3 separate regions of the Homo sapiens genome follow, and regions 2 and 3 are each linked to region 1. Evidence: read pairs that join two places in POLR2A ChIA-PET (ENCODE). Cell type or tissue: OCI-LY7. All regions are shown on one strand. Each heading gives the region's core, and the rest is flanking DNA. Links, peaks and the distances in the headings are about the cores only. Region 1 overlaps LOC124907779 (a long non-coding RNA gene). Region 2 overlaps RAB1A (RAB1A, member RAS oncogene family). Region 3 overlaps RAB1A (RAB1A, member RAS oncogene family).

Region 1 (6,733 bases), core at 701-5,700:
AGAAAGAAAGAGAACAAACAGAAGACTTGTGTGTTCAGTGATAAATTTACATCTCTAATGAAAAATTAAAAAGGAATATATTCCATGGCCAAGTCCCCCAAAGGCAGTGTACCTGGAACAGAATGAGCTTTTTTTCACAAGCTGTTTCAGGCCTTGAAGCTTAACAAACAAGTCTAAAATAAAAAATATGTGTATTTATGGAAATAAAAATAGAGCCTAGTAAAACTAAGCTCAGATCCTGCCTCTTTCATTGGCTTGGAAGCCTAAGGTCTATGTTGTCAACCTCCCTGGGGGATTACTTCTTTTTCTTTAATTGATACATAATAATTGTACATATTCATGGATACAATGATATTTTGATGCATACATGCAATACATAATGATGACATCAGGGTAATTGGGATATCCATCACCTCAAACATTTATCAGTTCTGTTTTTTTTTTTTTTTTTTTTTTTTTTGGAGATGGAGTTTTGCTTTTGTTGCCCAGGCTGGAGTGCAATGGCTTGATCTCAGCTCACTGCAACTTCTGCCTCCCGGGTTCAAGATATTCTCCTGCCTCAACCTCCCGAGTAGCTGGGATTATAGGCATCCACCACCACGCCCGACTAATTTTTGTATTCTTAGTAGAGACAGGGTTTCACCACGTTGTGCAAGCTGGTCTCAAACTCCTGACCTCAGGTGATCTGCCCGCCTCGGCCTCCCAAAGTGCTGGGATTGCAGGCCTGAGCAACCACGCCCGGCCAAGTTTGTTCTCTTTTTAACATATAGAGCATTTTAGATGTACCATGAGTCCCTTTTTCTTCCCAGTATCACTCCCAGTTTCCTCTCACTTTCCCAAGAAGTAGTATTGCCTTAAGTCATGATGAGTTCTTAGAGACCATTTAAAAAAACACTCATTAGATGCACATGAAAAGAGGTTCAACACCATGAGCCATTATGGAAATGCAAATTAAAACCACAATGAGGCCGGGCATGGTGGCTCACACCTTTAATCCCGGCACTTCAGGAGGCCAAGGCAGAAAAATCATTTGCGCCCAGGAGTTGGAGACCAGCCCAGACAACGTAGTGAGGACCCCATCTCTACAAAAAATAAAAAATTAGCCGGGAATGGTGGCTCACACCTGTGATCCCAGCTACTTGGGGGGCTGAGGTGGGAGGATCATTTGAGCCCAGGAGTTTGAAACCAACATGGGCAACATAGTGAGACCTCATCTCTACAAAAAAATTAAATATTAGTTGGACGTGGTGGTATGCACCTGTAGTCCCAGCTTCTCGGGAGGCTGAGGTGGGAGGATCACTTGAGCACAGGAGATTGAGGCTGCAGTGAGCTGTAAGGTGCACTCTAGCCTGGACAATGGAGCAAGACTCTGTCTCCAAAACAAACAAAAAAATGAACAAAACCACAACGATATACCATTACATACCTATTAAAATATTAGAATAACTAAAATTTTTAAAAATAATGCCAAATGCTATTGAAATACCAAATACAGAAACTGTATTTCTCATATATTTCTGGTCAGCCTATGAAACGATACACTCAGGGTGGAAAATACCATTTCTTATAAAACTAAACACTTACCATACAACTCAGCAACTGTACAACTGATGTGCACTTACCATACAACCCAGCAACTGTACAATTGGGCATTTACCCCAGAGAAATGAAAACATTTATTCACATGGAAATGTATGCATGAATGTTCATAACAGTTCTATTTGCAATAACCAAAAACTGGAAACAACCAGTTTTTGTCCTTCAATGAATGAATGGTTAAACAAAATGTGATACACTCATCCCATGGAGTACTATACAGCAATAAAAAGAAAGAAATTATTGATACACACAACTTGAATAGATCCCAAAGTAATTATGCTAAATTTTTTAAAAACTCATTCTTAGAAAGTTACATACTGACATACTGTATACTTCCATTTCTATAACATTCTTGAAGTGACACAATTATAGAGATGGAGAACAAATTAGTGGTTGCCAGGCATTAGGATGTGGGAGGCAGGGAGTGGGATGGATATGACTATAAACAGGTAGCATGAGGGATCTTTGCAATGATGAAGCAGTTCTGTATCTTGACTGTGGTGGTGGTTACATATATGATAAAATTGCATAGAAGTACACACACAAATGAGTGCATATAAAACATGAAATTTGAGGTTGTGGATTATATCAATGTCAATTTAATAGTTTTGATATTGAACTGTGCTTATGTAATATATTATCACTGGGGGAAACTGAATGAAGGGGACATGGGACCTCCCTGTACTATTTTTTGCAATTTCTGTTTATTTATAATTATTAAAAAGTTAAAAAGCCAAATTGAAAAGTATCCACTAAATGCATATATGTTCCTATATAAAATTCATACTATTGATTGCTGTATGTGTCTTTTCTATAGGTAGTATCATCCCAAAAGTGTCATTCTGCAAACTTGCCTGCTCACTCAACATTCCAATTTTGAGATCCATCCAAACTAATACATAGAGAACTAGTTCCTCTAATACTGCATAGGATTCTATTATATTAATATGTCACATTTTATTTATCCCTTCCCCAACTTACGAACATTTCGATTTTTTTTACTGTTATAAAGCTTGCTGCAATGAATATCCTTGTATGTGACTTGTGCACATACAAGTTTTTCTAGTGTAGTATTTCTTAGACCTAGAAGTAATAAAAATACTAGCTGTCAATATTTCCTGAGCACTGACTGTAATATTACTATGATTGGTGAGAAAACCGAGAAGTTAGCTTACTTGCCAAAGGTCACATAGCTAGTCAAACCTATCATGTCCAGCTCCAGCATCTGCATTATTATCCACTGCAGCACATGGTTGCCTCCAGCAGTCGGATAAAAAACTGTTTCATTGGCCGGATGTAGAGGCTCACGCCTGTAATCCCAGCACTTTGGGAGGCTGAGGTGGGCAGATCACTTGAGGTTGGTAGTTCCAGACCAGCCTGGCCAACATGACGAAACCACATCTCTACTAAAAGTACAAAAAGAAAAGAAAAAAAAAAAAAAGCTGGACATGGTGGCAAGTGCTTGTAATTCCAGCCACTCAGGAAACTGAGGCAGGAGAATCGTTTGATCCCGGGAGGCAGAAGTTGCAGTGAGCGAGGCCACACCACTGGGCGATAGAGCAAGACGCAAGACTCTCCAAAAAACAAAAACAAAAACCTGTTTCACCACCTGCAAAGGATATACTAGAAAAGTGCAGTGAAGCATTACCTTTAACCAATTATATCATACAGTTTTCTTTTCTTTTTTTTTTTTTTTTTTTTTTTTTTGAGACGGAGTCTCACTCTGTTGCCCAGGCTGGAGTGCAGTGGTGCATTCTCGGCTCACTGCAAGCTCTGCCTCCCGGGTTCACGCCATTCTCCTGCCTCAGCCTCCTGAGTAGCTGGGACTACAGGCGCCCGCCACCAAGCCCAGCTAATTTTTGTATTTTTAGTAGAGGTGGGGTTTCACCTTGTTAGTCAGGATGGTCTCGATCTCCTGACCTCGTGATCCGCCTGCCTCGGCCTCCCAAAGTGCTGGGATTACAGGCATGAGCCACCGCACCTGGCTCATACAGTTTTCTTATTTTGAACTCATGTTCAGTTAAAATTTTCTGGTCTCTTTCCCGAATGCTTATCCAGGTGTCTTCAATTTTACTTTGCGATTTAATGTTTAAACCTAAAACAGTCTTTTAAAATCTTATTCTGGTTAATTTAGTCTTCTTGATTTGAGACTAATTCCGGCATGTTGAGATAAATATTTATTTTAAACACAAGAGTTTTCAGAGCATTACCTATAAAGTATTCCTGCCAAAAATGTTGAACCAGAATAAATTGGATTTTTAGAGGTAACTTCCATTTAGAGGAAATAAAAAGGGTAGAGGAATAAGTTAAATGATACCACAGGGAAGCAAATACACACATCCATAATGCATAATATTCTGTACAACGGTTAACACAGTTTTTGCAACAAATCGTTGACAGGATTAATGTGTGTGCGTGCATGTGTGTGTGTGCACTCAGGTGCGCATGTGTGTGTCGACGGGGAGGGGGAATCTTCTCTAAATGGAAAGAAATCTAAGAAACAAAACAACCAATTGTAATAATATAGACCTTTTTTGTACCTGAATTTGAATAAACCAACTAAAAAAAAGATATTTAGAGACAATTTTGAAAGTAGGATTATGTGGATTAGATGGTATTAGAAGATGCCAAGGGATTATTGTTAATTTAGGTAAGTACTATAAAGGCATTGTGGTAATGACAGAAAATATCCATTAAAAAAAAAAGATTCTTACCAAGTACTTGTAGGTGAAATGATATGATGTCTGGAATTTGCTTTAAAATACTTCAGGAAAAAAAGGATAGATTCAGCAAATGGGGCAAAATCTCGATGATGATTGAATCTGGGATATAAATATATAGGAGTGCATCCTACTCTTCTCTAGGTATATTTTTAATACGTTTAATAAGTTTTATAATAAAATGTAAGGTGTTTTATTATAAAAGTAACAGAAAACATGTCATGGGGAGAGTTTAGAAGCTCAGAAAAGTAAGAGAAAAAAATAGACTTTATAACCCCCTACCTACTACCGACTGTTAAAGTTTAGATACATTTTCTTCTAATATTTTTCTTTTTCTTCTTCTTCTTCGTTTTTTTTTTTTTTTTTTTTTGACACAGGGTCTTGCTGTGTTGCCTAGGCTGGGGTGCAGTGGCACGATCTCAGCTTACTTCAACTTCCGCCTCCCAGGTTCAAGCGATTCTCCTGCCTCAACCTCCCGAGTAGCTGGTATTACAGGTGCGCACGACCACACCCGGCTAATTTTTGTATTTTTAGTACAGACAGGGTTTTGCCACGTTGGCCAGGCTGGTTTCAAACTCCTGACCTCAAGTGATCTGCCTGCCTTGGCCTCTCAAAGTGCTGGGATTATAGGCATGAGCCACCGCACCCGGCAACATTTTCTTCTAGTATTTTTCTATGTCTCTTCTGATTTGATTTTCATAATTGAGATGAAATTATATAATTTCGTGTCTCATTTTTCCATTTACATACATAAGCATTTTAAAATATTATCATGAATTTTCTTAAGCATCATACTTAATGATGAACATAGTACTGTAAAGTACCCAAGTTAAAATAATTTTTTCTTTTACCTTAAAAATATGTTATTGAGGAATAATTTGCAAAGACTATACTGCATCTATTTAAAGTATGCAATTTTATTAATTTTGACAATGGTGATCTTATCTTTTTTTTAAAGACAGGGTCTCCCTCTGTTGCCCAGGCTGCAGTGCAGTGGCACAGTTATAGCTCACTGCAGCCTCAAGCTCCTAGGCTCAAGTGATCCTCCCATCTCAGCCTCCCAAGTAGCTGGGACTACAGGTGTGTGCCACCATGCCTGGCTATTTTTAGTTTTTTTTTATTTTTGTAGAGATTGAGTCTCACTATGTTACCCAGGCTGGTCTTGATCCTCCCGCCTCGGCCTCCCAAAGTGCTGGGATTACAAGTGTGAGTGACCACACCCAGCTGGTATTCCTGTCTTGAGGTTTATTTTATCTTATGTTAATATAAAAACTTCAGCTTTCTTAGACTTTTTTTTTTCATAAAGGTCTATTTCATTATTGGTGGGTAGCGCATTTAACAGTTAAATACATTTAAATAATGTATAGGTGACTGCAGGACTGCAGCATTGGTAACTAGATAACCAATTCAACTAGAAACCAGCTAACAAAGAACTGTCTAAATACTTAAAATACAGCTCTTGTTGAGATCATCCTTTGTTTTGATCATCTTCTTGGGGGAAAAAAGCCTGCTGCTGGTCACAATGGAAATATATTAAGGCCAAATCTTCTGATATCCATTCCCAAAGGTTTCTTTCAGCTGGATTAAGCCTCCAACTCCAGGGCGAGCCCAACCTTGTGGCCTCCAGCATTAATGCTCTTCCCGTCTACCAGAGCAGAGAGTGTAAGCTTCACACCAGGCCTCAGAGTCTGAGTATAGCCTACTCCAATTAAGCTAGAGTTGTTGACTTTTGCAGAAATGGAAGCAGTGGGATCCAACTGATATTTAGCTGCAATGCCAAAACGAGTGCAGTTGGTACCTGATGTCCAAGCAAGGTTTACTGAAGTGTCAAGATCTTCACAAACTTTCTGATAAATTGATCCTCCAAATTCTGTCCCATCATTGACATTAGTGTGTAGCTGGAAGTCCCCAGTCCTGTAGCCCACTGCAAAGTTATTCCTTGTCAGCTTTGATTTGGCACTGTCAAAGGTCATCTGGTAGCCAGCAAGCCAGCCCTCATAACCAAAGACAGCTGAACCATGGATTGCAGGTCCAGCAAAATCAAAGTCAACATCACAACCAAGGTTTATACACTCCCTCTTGTAAGACTTGATTTTACCACTTTTCTTTCCTGTGTTTGGTGAGAAGGTAGTATCAAATGTCAGTTTCAAACCTTGACAAATCTGGTCTTCAATTGCGATTTCTGTTCCCAGAGTGTTATCAGTGTTCCACTTTTCTGTGAAAGTCAGACCATACTCACACCACTTGTATTTGGTCTCCAGGGTCCCAGTAACTTTACCAGTGTCTGTATTAGATGAACCGGACGTTGAAAATTCCACGCCACTGCAAGACTTTGTTTTCACATCCAGTTTCACCAACCCAAAACCAAATCCTTTGTTGAAAATATCTCTGGCAGCTTTGCCAAGGTCAGCATA
Region 2 (6,733 bases), core at 979-5,978, 100 kb after region 1:
CTAATACGTACTTAATTTATTTTGTGCCTCAAATTGTTCTGGCTTGGCCATTTTTTTTTTTTTTTTTGAGACGGTCTCGCTCTGCTGCCCAGGCTGGAGTGCAGTAGCGCCATCTCTTCTCACTGCAACCTCCACCTCCCGGGTTCAAGCGATTCTCCTGCCTCAGCCTCCTGAGTAGCTGGGACTACAGGCGTGTGCCGCCACACCCGTCTAATTTTTTGTATTTTTAGTAGAGACAGGGTTTCACCATGTTAGCCAGGATGGTCTCGATCTCCTGACCTCGTGATCTGCCCGCCTCAGCCTCCAAAAGTGCTGGGATTACAGGCGTGAGCCACCAAGCCCGACCGGCTCCTGTATCCTTTTAACATGAGGTGCTGTCATCATTTTTTCCCCCTAATATTTTGGCCAAAAATGTTAATCAAGGATGGCACAAATTTTCTGTAGCTGTATCTCACAACGAAAGAGGCCTGATTAAAAATGTAAAACTAAAATGTTCTCTGATCTCTTAGCACATGCTTTGTAAAAGGCACAGTGCTAGATCCTTGTATACGTAGATGAGTAAGTCAGCTTACCTTCCACACCCACAGATAGCTATGTCAAACGTAAGGGTGGAGAAACACAGACCCCAAACTTCTCGAGGGTAGAAAATATGAGGTTATAGTAGATTAGAACTACAAAAAGCTAGAGGAAGTTCTGAACTGGAAACAGTGGATAGGATTTACTAGAATAATTTACGAGGGTGACAATTGTAAATCTTCATAGGTTTCTTTTTTTTCCTTTCTCTTTTTTTTTTTTTGAGATGGAGTCTCGCTCTGTTGCCCAGGCTGGAGTGCAATGGCGCAGTCTCTCCTCACTGCAACCTCCGCCTCCTGGGTCCAAGTGATTCTCCTGCCTTAGCCACCCAAGTAGCTGGGATTACAGGCATCTGCCACCATGCTGAGCTAATTTTTGTATTTTTTTTTTTAGTAGAGACGGGGTTTCACCATGTTGGTCAGGCTGGTCTTGAACTCCTGACCTCAGGTAATCCACCCACCTTGGCCTCCCAAAGTGCTGGGATTACAGGTGTGAGCCACCGCGCCCAGCCAAATTTTTATTGGTTTCTAAACTAGCATAATTTAGTTTTTTTCACTTAAGTCAAAATTATATTATTGTAGGATAAAAACTTAGTGATCCAAATTCATGAGGAATGAAGAATAAATACATTTAAAGTCTTACCATTTGCTAAATTAGTCTTGGCTCTTTGTACCAAAATTCTGTCCTTGTGCTCTGTAATTTTATATTTGTATATTTTCTATCAACATTTTTACTGTGTGGTGTTTTGTAAATTATAAAAACGTTTTAAAGCAAACTCAGAACAATGAATTCTCACGAATATTCAGTATATTTACAGTTGAGAAATAAACTACTTCTGTAGTAGGTAATTTAAAATGTCCCAATGCAAGTTAACGTGTCACTGATCACGCTATTCAAGTGTGTGTCTTTGATAAGGGGAGGTGGGGAAGTTTGTGGGTTTGATTTTATTTGCCTTTCTCATGTGACTGTTGTCATGTTAGTAAACAAATGGTTTGCGAGAGAACCAGTAGTCTTTTGCAAAGATTGTCTTATACAGAGCACTCAATTCTTCATATTATTTATAATGGCTTTAATTTAAGCCTTAAATTATTAGAAACTCATAAATAATTTTTTTATTTGTTTTTTTGAGATGGAGTTTCGCCCTTATTGTCCAGGCTGAAGTACAATGATGTGATCTTGACTCACTGCAACCTCCGCCTCTCGGGTTCAAGTGATTCTCCTGCCTTTGCCTCCCAAGTAGCTGGGATTACAGGCATGCGCTACCATGCCTGGCTAATTTTGTATTTTTAGTAAAGACGGGATTGCACCATGTTGGCCAGGCTGGTCTCGAACTCCCAACCTCAGGTGATCCACCTGCTTCGGCCTCCCAGAGTGCTGGGATTACAGGCTCACTGAGCCACTGTGCCCAGCCATAATGCGTTAAAATAAGAGTGTTATATTTGTAAAACTTAAAAAAATGTAGTGGTTGAAAAAGGTAATTTAAAAAGAATTGACTATTAATTTCTTGAAACCATAATGTAACTTGTAGTGCAATTAGGAAACCTTCATGTTTCTTTCTTTCTTTTTTTTTTTTTTTGAGATGGAGTTTTGCTCTTGTTGCCTAGGCTGGAGTGTGTGATGTCAGCGCACTGCAACCTCTGCCTCCTGGGTTCAAGCAATTCTCCTGCCTCAGCCTCCCGAGTAGCTGGGATTACAGGCGCCTGCCACCACACCCAGCTAATTTTTGTATTTTTAGTAGAGGCGGGGTTTCATCGTGTTGGCCTGGCTGGTCTCGAACTCCTGAACTCAGGTGATCCACTGCACCTGGCCCCCGTTCATGTTTTTTAAAGCTTTATGGTTGCTCTGAAATAGAGTTGTTGATTTTTTTTTTTTTTTTGAGACTCCTCTTTTGCCCGTGCTGGAGTGCAGTGGTGTGATCTGAGCTCACTGCAACCTCCACCTCCTGAGTTCAAGCAATTCTCATGGGTCAGCCTCTCAAGTAGCTGAGATTAAAGCTGCCCACCACCATGCCTAGCTAATTTTAGTATTTTTAGTAGAGATGGGGTTTCACCGTATTGGCCAGGGTGGTCTGGAACTTCTGACCTCAGGCATGAGCCACTACGCCTAGCCTGGGTTGTTGATCTTTAAGGTGATACTTCAGGCAACATCTGAGGCCCAGTACAGTCCTTTACTTCAACTGGCTCCAGTACAGCAAATTCAGGGAATGTTTTTGAGTGTTTACTGGATGCCTGGCGTGGAGTTCAGGGAGATTGGTACATTGAGTCCAGTTGTTGTGTTGAAACTTCTGTTTAAAAACCTCCCTACTAAGTCCCAGCTACTCAGGAGGCTGAGGCCTGAGAATCACTTGAACACCTGGAGGCAGAGGTTGCAGTGAATCGAGATCGAGCCACTGCACTCCAGCCTGGGCGACAGAGTGAGACTGTCTAACAACAAAAACAACACCCCCCAAAAAACCAACCTACTATGGTAGTATCAATGCTGTGATAGTCTTCCTTTCTTCATACAGGTAAATTCTTAACATATACTCATTGTTAATGTTCAGTGTTCAGTATTCTTAAGAGTATTTGGGGCCAGGCACGGTGGCTCATGCCTGTACTCCCAGCACTTTGGGAGGCTGAGGTGAGCAGATTACCTGAGGTTAGGAGCTTGAGAACAGCCTCCAACATGATGAAACTCCCGTCTTTACTAGAAATACAAAAATTAGCTGGGTGTGTTAGCACATGTCTGTAATCCCAGCTACTTCAGAGGCTGAGGCAGGAGAATTGCTTGAACCTGGGAGGTGGAGGCTGCAGTGACCTGAGATTGCTTCACTGCACTCCAGCCTGGGCAACAGAGCGAGACTCTTGTCTCAAAACAAACAAACAAAAAAAGAATATTTGGGGCCAGGCATGGTGGCTCACACCTGTAGTCCCAGCACTTTGGGAGGCCAAGGCGGGTGGATCACTTGAGATCAGGAGTTGGAGACCAGCCCGACCAACATGGCTAAATCCCGTCTCTACTAAAAGTACAAAAATTAGCTTGAGCAACAGAGCAAGACTCTGTCTCAAAAAAAGAAAGAAGAATATTTGGTTTAATTAAGAAGGAACCTTATCAATAGTAGTAAAGTCAGCCAGCTGAACTGCCAAGTACAAATTGTTGGTATTAGGTATCAATCATTTATTAAGGATAATATTCTACAATAGCGATCTTTTTAAAAATTTTAAAATCTCAAACTGGAAAGGATGTCTAGTTCATTCTATGCTTCAGTCCCCTCTTCTGATTTACTTGTTTAGAAGATTTTTGTTTCCTTCTCTGACTTCTATTTTGCTGCTGACTGGCACTTGGGATTTTTAAAAAATTATTTTCCTCATATATAATTAAAGACAATAAGTATAACAATAAGTATAATATGGTAATTTGCTAAAACCCAAACAATGTTTTAAGTAATGCATATCATTATGTAAACCTACGTAATAGTTGAATATTCACAAAGATAATCGCTTATAGAAGTTTTATATCCTCTCTTCTTTGGCAGTGCAATTAAAACAAAAAAAATAAGTTTTATGTCTTGTTTACATGTAAATAATTTTAATCTAAATTGTGACGTGGTTTTCACTTTAGCATATTTTTGAAAGTAAATCAAAAAGGACAAAATACAAAATCATGTATATCTTCTACAAAAACGATATATAAATTCTAAGGTTTTTGTCCTTTTGAAATTGCTTAAAAGAATGCATAGAACTGGTGTCTGAGTTGGGAAGGATCTATGAGGGATTTCCTTGGAGACTGTGGGTGAATAATAATGTTGTCTTAGTTCCATGAAGGAATCTCTGGGGATAGTTTTTGAGTTAGGCCTGGCAATGTTAGAGATACATAAAGAGAGCCTTGTTTTATCACTGGGTGCGGTGGCTCACACCTGTAATTCCAGCACTTTGGGAGGCTGAGGCGGGCAGATCATGAGGTCAGGAGATCGAGACCATCCTGGCCAACACGGTGAAACCCGTGTCTACTAAAAATACAAAAATTAGCTGGGCGTGGTGGCGCATGCCTATAATCCCAGCTACTCGGGAGGCTGAGGCAGGAGAATCACTTGAACCAGGGAGTTGGAGGTTGCAGTGAGCCGAGATCGCGCCACTGCACTCCAGCCTGGGTGACAGAGCAAGACTCCGTCTCAAAAAAAAAAAGCTTGGTTTTCAATGGTTCTGAAAAATGCTTTAATACAAGTGTAGAGTGTTAGTCAAGTTTTGCACTTGGATAAACAGCCTGTGAATTTATCACATTTCTAGTTTATAATATGGGCTTTCAGAAGTTATATGAACATTGTTTTGACGGGAGAATTCAAGCTGGATGCTAGAGAAGGATCGTGAGAACCCCTTCATTGGAGGAGTGCTATGAAATTATTTGATCTTGGAATTTTTTTTTTTTTTTTTTTTTTTTTTTTTGAGACAGAGTTTCGTTCTTATTGCCCAGGCTGGAGCTGGAATGCAGTGGCACGATCTCGGCTCACTGCAACCTCTGCCTCCTGGGTTCAAGCAATTCTTCTGCCTCAGCCTACCAGGTAGCTGGGATTACAGGCATGCGCAACCATGCCCAGCTAATTTTTGTATTTTTAATGGAGACGGGGTTTCACCATGTTGGTCAGGCTGGTCTTGAACTCCTGACCTCAAGTGAACTGCCTGCCTCAGCCTCCCAAAGTGTTGGGATTACAGGTGTGAGCCACTGCGCCTGGCCTGATCTTAGAATTTGAAGGAGAGACTAATATTTCATGGGCAAAAACAATGAAAAGTTACCTTTCTGTATTCTAATACTATAGAGGAGTGGGATTTATTTAGAATGTTTTAAGTATCTTGGGCAGTCCAAGAGTGCGTATCACTTATTTTTCTTTTCCTTCTTTCTTTTTAAGTGGAAGTTCACTGATGTTAGAGATCATAGGTGGCATTGCCTACTTTTTACATAATTTTATCATGTTTAGTGATCTGTCAGAAGGGCTGTGGCTGTTTGCAGTTTTGGCTTAAGCCATGCATGGGCTTTATAGGAGATGTAGTCTTCACAGTGAGTTGTTATTTGTAGCTGTGTTTTTGTTTTTGTATAGCTTATAGCAATGCAGTGTGCTTTTTATTAACATCATTTTCTTTTTCTTTTTGCAGTGATTATTTATTCAAGTTACTTCTGATTGGCGACTCAGGGGTTGGAAAGTCTTGCCTTCTTCTTAGGTTTGCAGTAAGTTGAAATTGAAATGTCTTTACAATTAATGGTACAATTAATGCTATGTATGTTTTCTAGGTAGATAAAATTAAACAGTTTTATTCAGAATAAGTTAATTCTTCCAGAATTTATATATTTAAAGACTCCAAATATACATCCCCAGTGGTATCTTGGACTGTTAAATAGAAAAATATTGTTGCTCTTAAAAGAAATTCAGTGAAGTATGGTTATAAAGTCAGAATGTCTAATACTTTTGGTCAGAGTCAAACAGCAGTTCCAATATAGGCAGCAAGTTAAAGGGGTAGTTGGTGGCCTGTGTTGAAAGCGACTTGATGAAAATAAATCTTTAAATTAAACTTTAGTAGAATAAGAAGAAAAAGCAGAGCCAGGTGACGCAGTGGATCATGCCTGCAGTCTCAGCTACTCAGGGTGCTGAGGGTGGAAGGATCACTTGAGTCTAGGAGTTTTGAGACCAACCTGGACAACATAGCATGACTCTGTCTCTGAAAAAAAAAGTTAATAAAAGAAAAAGTAGGGTCTTGGACAAACTTCGTTGGCCAATGGCATAGTTCTAAATGCTGAAGCTGACAGATAAAGGACTTTTGACTTAACAGAATCCACAGTGTCCTTCATAGTCTTTATCAACTACCTTTAAATTTAGCATGTTTCCTGGCCAGGTGCGGTGGCTCACGCCTGTAATCCCAGCACTTTGGGAGGCCGAGACGGGCGGATCACAAGGTCAAGAGATCGAGACCATCCTGGCTAACACGGTGAAACCCCGTCTCTACTAAAAATACAAAAAATTAGCTGGGTGTGGTGCCACACGCCTGTAGTCCCAGCTACTCGGGAGGCTGAGGCAGGAGAATCGCTTGAACCCAGGAGGCGGAGGTTGCAGTGAGCTGAGATGGTGCCACTGCACTCCAGCCTGGCAACAGAGCAAGACTGTCTCAAAAAAAAAAGAAAAAAAATAAAAAAA
Region 3 (6,733 bases), core at 936-5,935, 93 kb after region 1:
TGGGATTACAGGCATGAGCCACTGTACCTGGCCTTTTCTACATTAAAAACTTTTTATTAAAAAACCCAAATCTTCCTTGTGGTTGTATATACATATATACATAGGTACACACATGGAGAATTTTACCTTGGAGGAAGGCTTGGTAAAGAAAATAGCCCTTTGGGCCGGGTGCGGGGGCTGACGCCTGTAGTCCTAGCACTTTGGGAGGCTGAGGTGGGCGGATTGCCTGAGCTCAGGAGTTCAAGACCAGCCTGGGCAACACAGTGAAACCCTGTCTCTACTAAAATACAAAAAATCAGCTGGGTGTGGCAGCATGTGCCTGTAGTCCCAGCTACTTGGGAGGCTGAGGCAGGAGAACTGCTTGAACCCGGGAGGCAGAGGTTGCAGTGAGCCGAGATTGTGCTACTGCACTTCAGCCTGCGCGACAGAGCAAAACTCTGTCTCAAAAAAACAAACAAACAAACAAAAAAGGAAAATAGCCTTTCTCTATCATCAGAGTATATTAAGAGTTGAGTTTTTTTTTCTGTTTTTTAAAATTTTTGTTGTTTATTTTAAATTACAAAACATGGACTCTGCTTACAAATTAAGAAAATGACTCATGTTCAAACAAGCATAATCAATATAACAGTTAATACAAGTTAAATATTGTAATATGTTTACGGAATAGCATGGCAAAATAGTGCAAAAGATTTGGGGAAGGGGCCTATAATTTCTGTTAACAGAAAGTTTTAGTTATGTTGATTCAACTGGAGAGGAACAGAGCTCCCAGAAGGACTCCAGAACACTTGATGCTTGTCTGAGTGGGGTCAGCAGCACTGAGTTCCCACCAGACAGAAAGTTTGTGTGTGTACATTATTTCCCTTAACTGCCACAATAATCCCATGAAGAAAATGCCCTAGTTTTACAAACAAGGAAACAGAGGCAGAGAAGAGTTAAATGACTTGCCCAAGGGCATTCAAAGTAAGCAACTGAATTGGAATTTTAACTCAAAGGCTTGGATGTCCCACTACAACAAATAGGCTGTTTCTGCTTTACTACATGTGCTTACTTCTAAGAATTTAACATTTTAGGCTGGTTGTGGTGGCTCACTCCTGTAATCTCAGCACTTTCGGAGGCTGAGGTGGGTAAATCACTTGAGCTCAGGAGTTTGAGACCAACCTGGGCAACATGGTAAAACCTCATCTCTACCAAAAAAAAAAAAAAAAACTAGCTGGACGTGGTGGCACGCGCCTGTGGTCCCAGCTACTCAGGAGGCTGAAGTAGGAGGATCGTTTGAGCCTGGGAGGTGGAGGTTGCAGTGAGCCCACATTGCATCACTGCACTCTAGCCTAGGTGACAGAGTGAGAGCCTATCTCACACACAAAAAAAAGAATTTAAAATTTTAGTCAAGTAATTAGGCACTAACATTTTGTGGTCAGTTACTTTACGAATTCATGGTTGGAGGCCTGATGTGGTGGCTCATGCCTGTAATCCCAGCACTTTGGGAGGCTGAGGCAGGAGGATTGCTTAAGGCCAAGAGTTCAAATCAGCCTGAGCAACCTAGTAAGATCCCCTTTCTGCAAAAAATTTAAAAATTAGCTGGGCATGGTAGTGTGCACCTGTAGTCCCAACCACTTGGGAGGCTGAGGTGGGAGGATTGCCTGAGGCCAGGAGTTTGAGACCTGGGCAGCATATGAAGACCCTGTCTCTAAAAAACTAAAAATAAAAAATAGCCAGGTGTGGTTGGTGTGCTTGTGGTCCCAGCTACTCAAGAGGCTGAGGCAAGAGGGTTGCTTGAGCCCAGAAGTTGGAGGCTGCCGTGAACTGTGATTGCACCACTGCACTTCAGCCTGGGTGACATAGCAAGACCCTGTCTCTGTGGTGGTGGTGGGTGGGGGTGGGGGAAGGATTTAAGAAGGGTTTGTGAGGTATGTATTATTTATAAATGGGCTTTTAACTTTACCCTTCACATCTTGGGTTGAAATTAATTGTATCCATTCTCAGTTTTTCTGTCTTGCTATATATTTAAACTTGGAGACTTAGAGGTCATGGATGTCTTTCTATGAAAAGCAAATGAAGCAGAGGGCTGCCTTCTCTTGCTGTAGAGGGCACACTTGCTGCAGAGCATGTTACTGTTTTATGCATTGCTAGGCTTTGGGAGTTGTGACTTGTATGATCATAGTACTTACAACTATTAGTTGGCAATTTTTAAACTTTAACTTTAGATTATATATGTAAACTCCTGTGTTCCTTTGTCACTGATAATCTGAACAGAAGCCTTGGATAAATAATTTTGAAGTTTTTGTCTGAACCTCTGAAATTTGTATTGTTATCTCATGGTTTTGCTGGGAGGAAGGAGAAATAACAATGGCCACTTACTGTGCTTCTGTATGTGCCAGACAGTATGTGCTAGATGTTTCAGAAACGTGATTTGTAATCCTGACAAGAAGCCTAATTGGGTGGTAGTGGGTGCTAATTGAACCTTATAGATGAGGAAATTGAGGCTCATGGTGGTAAGTGAATAACTTGCACCAAGATCCTATGGCTGGTATGCAGTAGAGCCTCAATTCAAGTACGGGTCTTCCAGGTCCAAACCCATGCAGGCTTTGAGAGGTAAGGAGGTAGAGAACGTTGACACCCCGTTCTTGGTGTGTTTTTCAGCAAATACTTGTATGCATATTAAAGACTGTCTACCCTTTTGTCATCTTGTGTCACTTGCTGCTTCCTTTGGTACTACCCAAATTTCTTTCAGCATTTCAGCTTTGAATTTTTATTTTTATTTTATTTAATTTATTTATTTTTTTGAGATGGAGTCTCACTCTGTTGTCCAGGCTGGAGTGCAGTGGCGTGATATCAGCTCACTGCAACCTCTGCCTCACAGGTTCAAGCAATTCTTCCTGCCTCAGCCTCCTTAGTAGCTGGGACTGGAGGTGCCCACCACCACGCCCAACTAATTTTTGTATTTTTAGTAGAGATAGGGTTTTACCTTGTTGGCCAGGCTGGTTTTGAACTCTTGGCCTCAAGTGATCCACCCACCTCGGCCTCCCAAAATGCTGGGATTACAGGCATGAGCCACTGCACCTGGCCAGCTTTGAATTTTTAGAATACTGTTCTAAACAGAACTATATTGGAACCTGGAAAATTAATCTATTGTCTCTAAATACCAAAGAAAAACATGTAATTTTAGTGGTTGATTATGGGAACAATTTTTTTTAAGATGGTTCATCTGAATGGAAGCATTTTTTTTTAATTGCTTGACTATTTCTTTAAATTTGGAGAAAAGACCATTGCCCTCTCAGATTTCTGGTAATTGGTCACATTGATCATTTATATTGACTGACAGGCTGCTTTGTCCACAGCTGAAGGATTGTTTAATTTTTTTTAAATTATAGGAATAATATGTGCTCACTGTAAAATTCACAGTACAGAAGCATATGAACTAACTAAAAGTTCTTACCTCTTGTCTCCAGCAAGGAGTAAGTGTTTCAACCTGAAGGTTGGTTTTGAATTGTGTTCTGTGGAGCATACTTAAAGTGAGTGAAGAAGAAAAATTTATGTCAATCATGATCATTGCAGCTGAAGTTTTTATTGTTTCACCCCCTAAAGGTTATTAAAATAGTATGTAGTTTAGTAGTCTTGATAATTTTCCCTTAAGATTTATTGGCCAGTATATCAGGATTTTGTTTTAAATTTGATATGTGAGCTTAGTTTTATGCTATTTTCAAATAAGACATTTAGAAGAAGATAAAATAACATTTCTGTCTTAGTCTGTTTTCTGCTGCTATAACAGAATAGCACAGACTGGGTAATTTATAAACAGTAGAAGTTTATTTGGCCTGTGGTTCTGGAGGCTGGGAACTTCAAGAGCATGGTTCTGCCCTTTGTGCTGTGTTATCATATGGTGGAAGGTGGAAAGGCAAGTGAGTATGTCAAGACAGAGAGCAAGAAGGGGCTTGAACTCACTTTTATAACAGAGTGACTCCAGAGATAGCTAACCCACTTTTGAGAGAATGCATTAATCCATTCATGAGGGCAGAGCCCTTGTGACCTAATCACCTCTCATTAGGCTCTGCATCCTTAAACTGGTTTTTTTTTTGTTTTTTTTTTTTGAGACGGAGTCTCGCTCTGTTGCCCAGGCCGGACTGCGGACTGCAGTGGCGCAATCTCGGCTCACTGCAAGCTCCGCCTCCCGGGTTCACGCCATTCTCCTGCCTCAGCCTCCCGAGTAGCTGGGACTACAGGCGCCCGCCACCGCGCCCGGCTAATTTTTTGTATTTTTTTAGTAGAGACGGGGTTTCACCTTGTTAGCCAGGATGGTCTCGATCTCCTGACCTCATGATCCACCCGCCTCGGCCTCCCAAAGTGCTGGGATTACAGGCGTGAGCCACCGCGCCCGGCCCCCCTTAAACTGTTGTATTGGGGATTAAGTATCTAACACAGGAACTTTGGAGGATACATTTAAACCATAAGAATTCCTGTCATGCAAATGAATCCATTCTAGATGAAAGAGAATGAATTTAGTTTCCATTGAACTTTATAAATAGGCCTTTTCTAAGGTACTTACAGCTGATATTATAAAATTTATATTTGTTTTTATAAATTTGTATTTGTATTTCTGTTTGTACAAATACAATTATACACTATAGTTCTCTGCTGTTAGATTTTTTTTCTTCCTTAGCATGTTTCCAAAGGGTGGAATGTTGAAAGTTGGGTTAATGTCAATCAGCTTTCTTTTGTAAAGTGTTCATTGACATGTGAACCTTGTCTGAGAATCTAAATTTTATTTCATGAAAGAAGAAAACAGTATATTCTCATTTAACCCAGAATTTAACTTCATATACTTGTGGCTGTATTGGGAGTATGCCATTGCTGTCTGTTTACAACCTGACCTACTCTACCTACTTAGAAGTAATTTGTGTTATGATAGGTGTGCTGTGCTGACATATGCTGAACATATTTGTAAGGGTGTTAAGTCATTGAATAAAACGCTTTTCTCCTCCTTTCAAATAACATTTTTTATTTCTGGTTATAAAAGTCATACAAGCTTACTGCAGGTTGTTAAAAAGGTATAAAGAAGAAACCGTCAATCCATTATAGTCCTACAGTTTAGACTTCCTGCTCCAGCCTCTCAGAGTGCTGAGATGAGCTAGCCATGCCCAGCCCCTCAAAAGATTTTTTAAAAAACAAAAATGAGGTTATACTTTAAAAAATTCTATATTCCTTTCACATAACAGTGTTATTTTGGAGGTTTTAGAATTTCCAGTAGCATTTTAGATTCAGAAACAAGCTGATTCATCCTCTACTTTGTACTTTAGGCAAGAAAAGAATTTTACCTAAATAGAATTTTGAACTGAAAATCTGTTTTTCTAACTTTTTATTTAAAGAATATTGTTCCATGCTTTCACAGTAGTGACTTTTAATTTTTATATTTTTTATTTTATTTATTTAGAGATGGGGGTCTCACTCTTGTTGCCTAGGCTAGAGTGAGTGCAATGGTTCTATTCCTAGCTCACTGCAACCTTGAACTCCTGGGCTCAAGTTACCCTCCTGCCTCAGCCTTCTAAGTAGCTGGGACTACAGGTGTGCACCACTGCACCAGGCTTTTTTTAAAGGCATAGAAAATGGTAGTGCTTGCATACAAAAATGGCGTAGGTACATACATCAGCGGACATCAAGACTATGTTCAGATCATAAATGTACATATATGTACCGATGCCATTTTTGCACGCAAACAAATAATGGAAATTGAACTCTAAACTGAAATTTGAAACAAGGGTTCTGGGGTGGGCCCTCTTGCTGATTTGTAATTGAATGTATAGTTCAATTTTTCCCCATCTGTTAAGCAAAAGACAATTCTAATGTTAGCAAAAATCCACATATCCTGTCATTGATCATTTTTTCCTTAATTTTCTTTAAGAGATGGGGCTTCTCTCTATGTTGCCCAGGCTGGTCTGGAACTCTTGGGCTCAAATGATCCTCCAGCCTCAGCCTCCCAAAGTGCTGGAATTAATAGGCACAAGCTGCCGTGCCTGGCCCTGTCATCAGTCATTTAACTTCATGCAAACTGAGTAGAATAAAACTCGTCCTTACTGTACCTTATTGCTTTTGTTTTATTGTTGGAACCTCCAATATTGCGAAAGTAGACCAAAAGTTGACTTATAGGAAAAACTGATAGCAAAAATAATTTTTCTCTTGTTGCTGTATTTCATGCCCACCATCCAGTTGTTAAAGCCTACTGTTAATTTCTCTCAGCCTCCTCCTTTCTGTCCAGGCTTATTCTATGCCATTCTTACCTTAACTGTTTTTAGCTTTCTCATAGAGTGAACTTTTTAAATTAAAATAAAATATCTGCTCGTAGTATTATAAAATTCAAGCAGTTCAACAGAATTTTTCACTAATAGAAATACTTGTACCTCAAAAGCAGCTTTATTTTACAAACCCAGCCCAATTTGTGATTAGATTTAACTTGAGAAAACATGAAATGTCTCTCATATTGTTTAAAAATATCATAAGTGGCTGGGTACGGTGGCTTATGCCTATAATCCCAACACTTTGGGAGGCTGAGGCAGGTGGATCACTTGAGGTCAGGAGTTTGAGACCAGCCAGGCCAACATGGTGAAACCCCATCTCTACTAAAATACAAAAATTAGCTGGGCATGGTGGCACACACCTGTAATCCCAGCTACTAGGGAGGCTGAGGCAGGTGAATCGCTTGAACCCGGGGGAGGTGGAGGTTGCAGTGAGCTGAGATAAT

Evidence for each region. ChIA-PET counts read pairs that join two places held together with the same protein. Peaks named below come from ENCODE experiments on the same cell type or tissue, not always from the same donor. Only the 100,000 strongest peaks of a DNase experiment are listed, where the experiment ranks them.
Region 2: POLR2A ChIA-PET joins it to region 1 with 8 read pairs; 3 of 35 experiments call an interaction of 5 or more read pairs at or near these places.
Region 3: POLR2A ChIA-PET joins it to region 1 with 5 read pairs; 6 of 35 experiments call an interaction of 5 or more read pairs at or near these places.

What each region holds. Positions count from the first base shown.
Region 1 is chr2:65,205,160-65,211,892 of GRCh38, reverse strand. All of the region lies in intron 1 of LOC124907779 (a long non-coding RNA gene), which reads left to right. It also overlaps the pseudogene VDAC2P5. Among named protein-coding and RNA genes, the nearest start is that of ACTR2, 19 kb to the left of the region's middle. In OCI-LY7, for the core only: no CTCF peak of the experiment used is centred there; DNase peaks (open chromatin) are centred at 2,862, 3,202 and 4,032; H3K4me3 peaks cover 1,612 bases; H3K27ac peaks cover 2,385 bases.
Region 2 is chr2:65,103,773-65,110,505 of GRCh38, reverse strand. It overlaps RAB1A (RAB1A, member RAS oncogene family), which reads left to right. Exons shown (of 6, transcript NM_004161.5): 2 at 5,700-5,772. Among named protein-coding and RNA genes, the nearest start is that of RAB1A, 23 kb to the left of the region's middle. In OCI-LY7, for the core only: no CTCF peak of the experiment used is centred there; no DNase peak of the experiment used is centred there.
Region 3 is chr2:65,112,207-65,118,939 of GRCh38, reverse strand. The region is part of intron 1 of RAB1A (RAB1A, member RAS oncogene family); the gene reads left to right. Among named protein-coding and RNA genes, the nearest start is that of RAB1A, 15 kb to the left of the region's middle. In OCI-LY7, for the core only: a CTCF peak has its summit at 2,105; no DNase peak of the experiment used is centred there.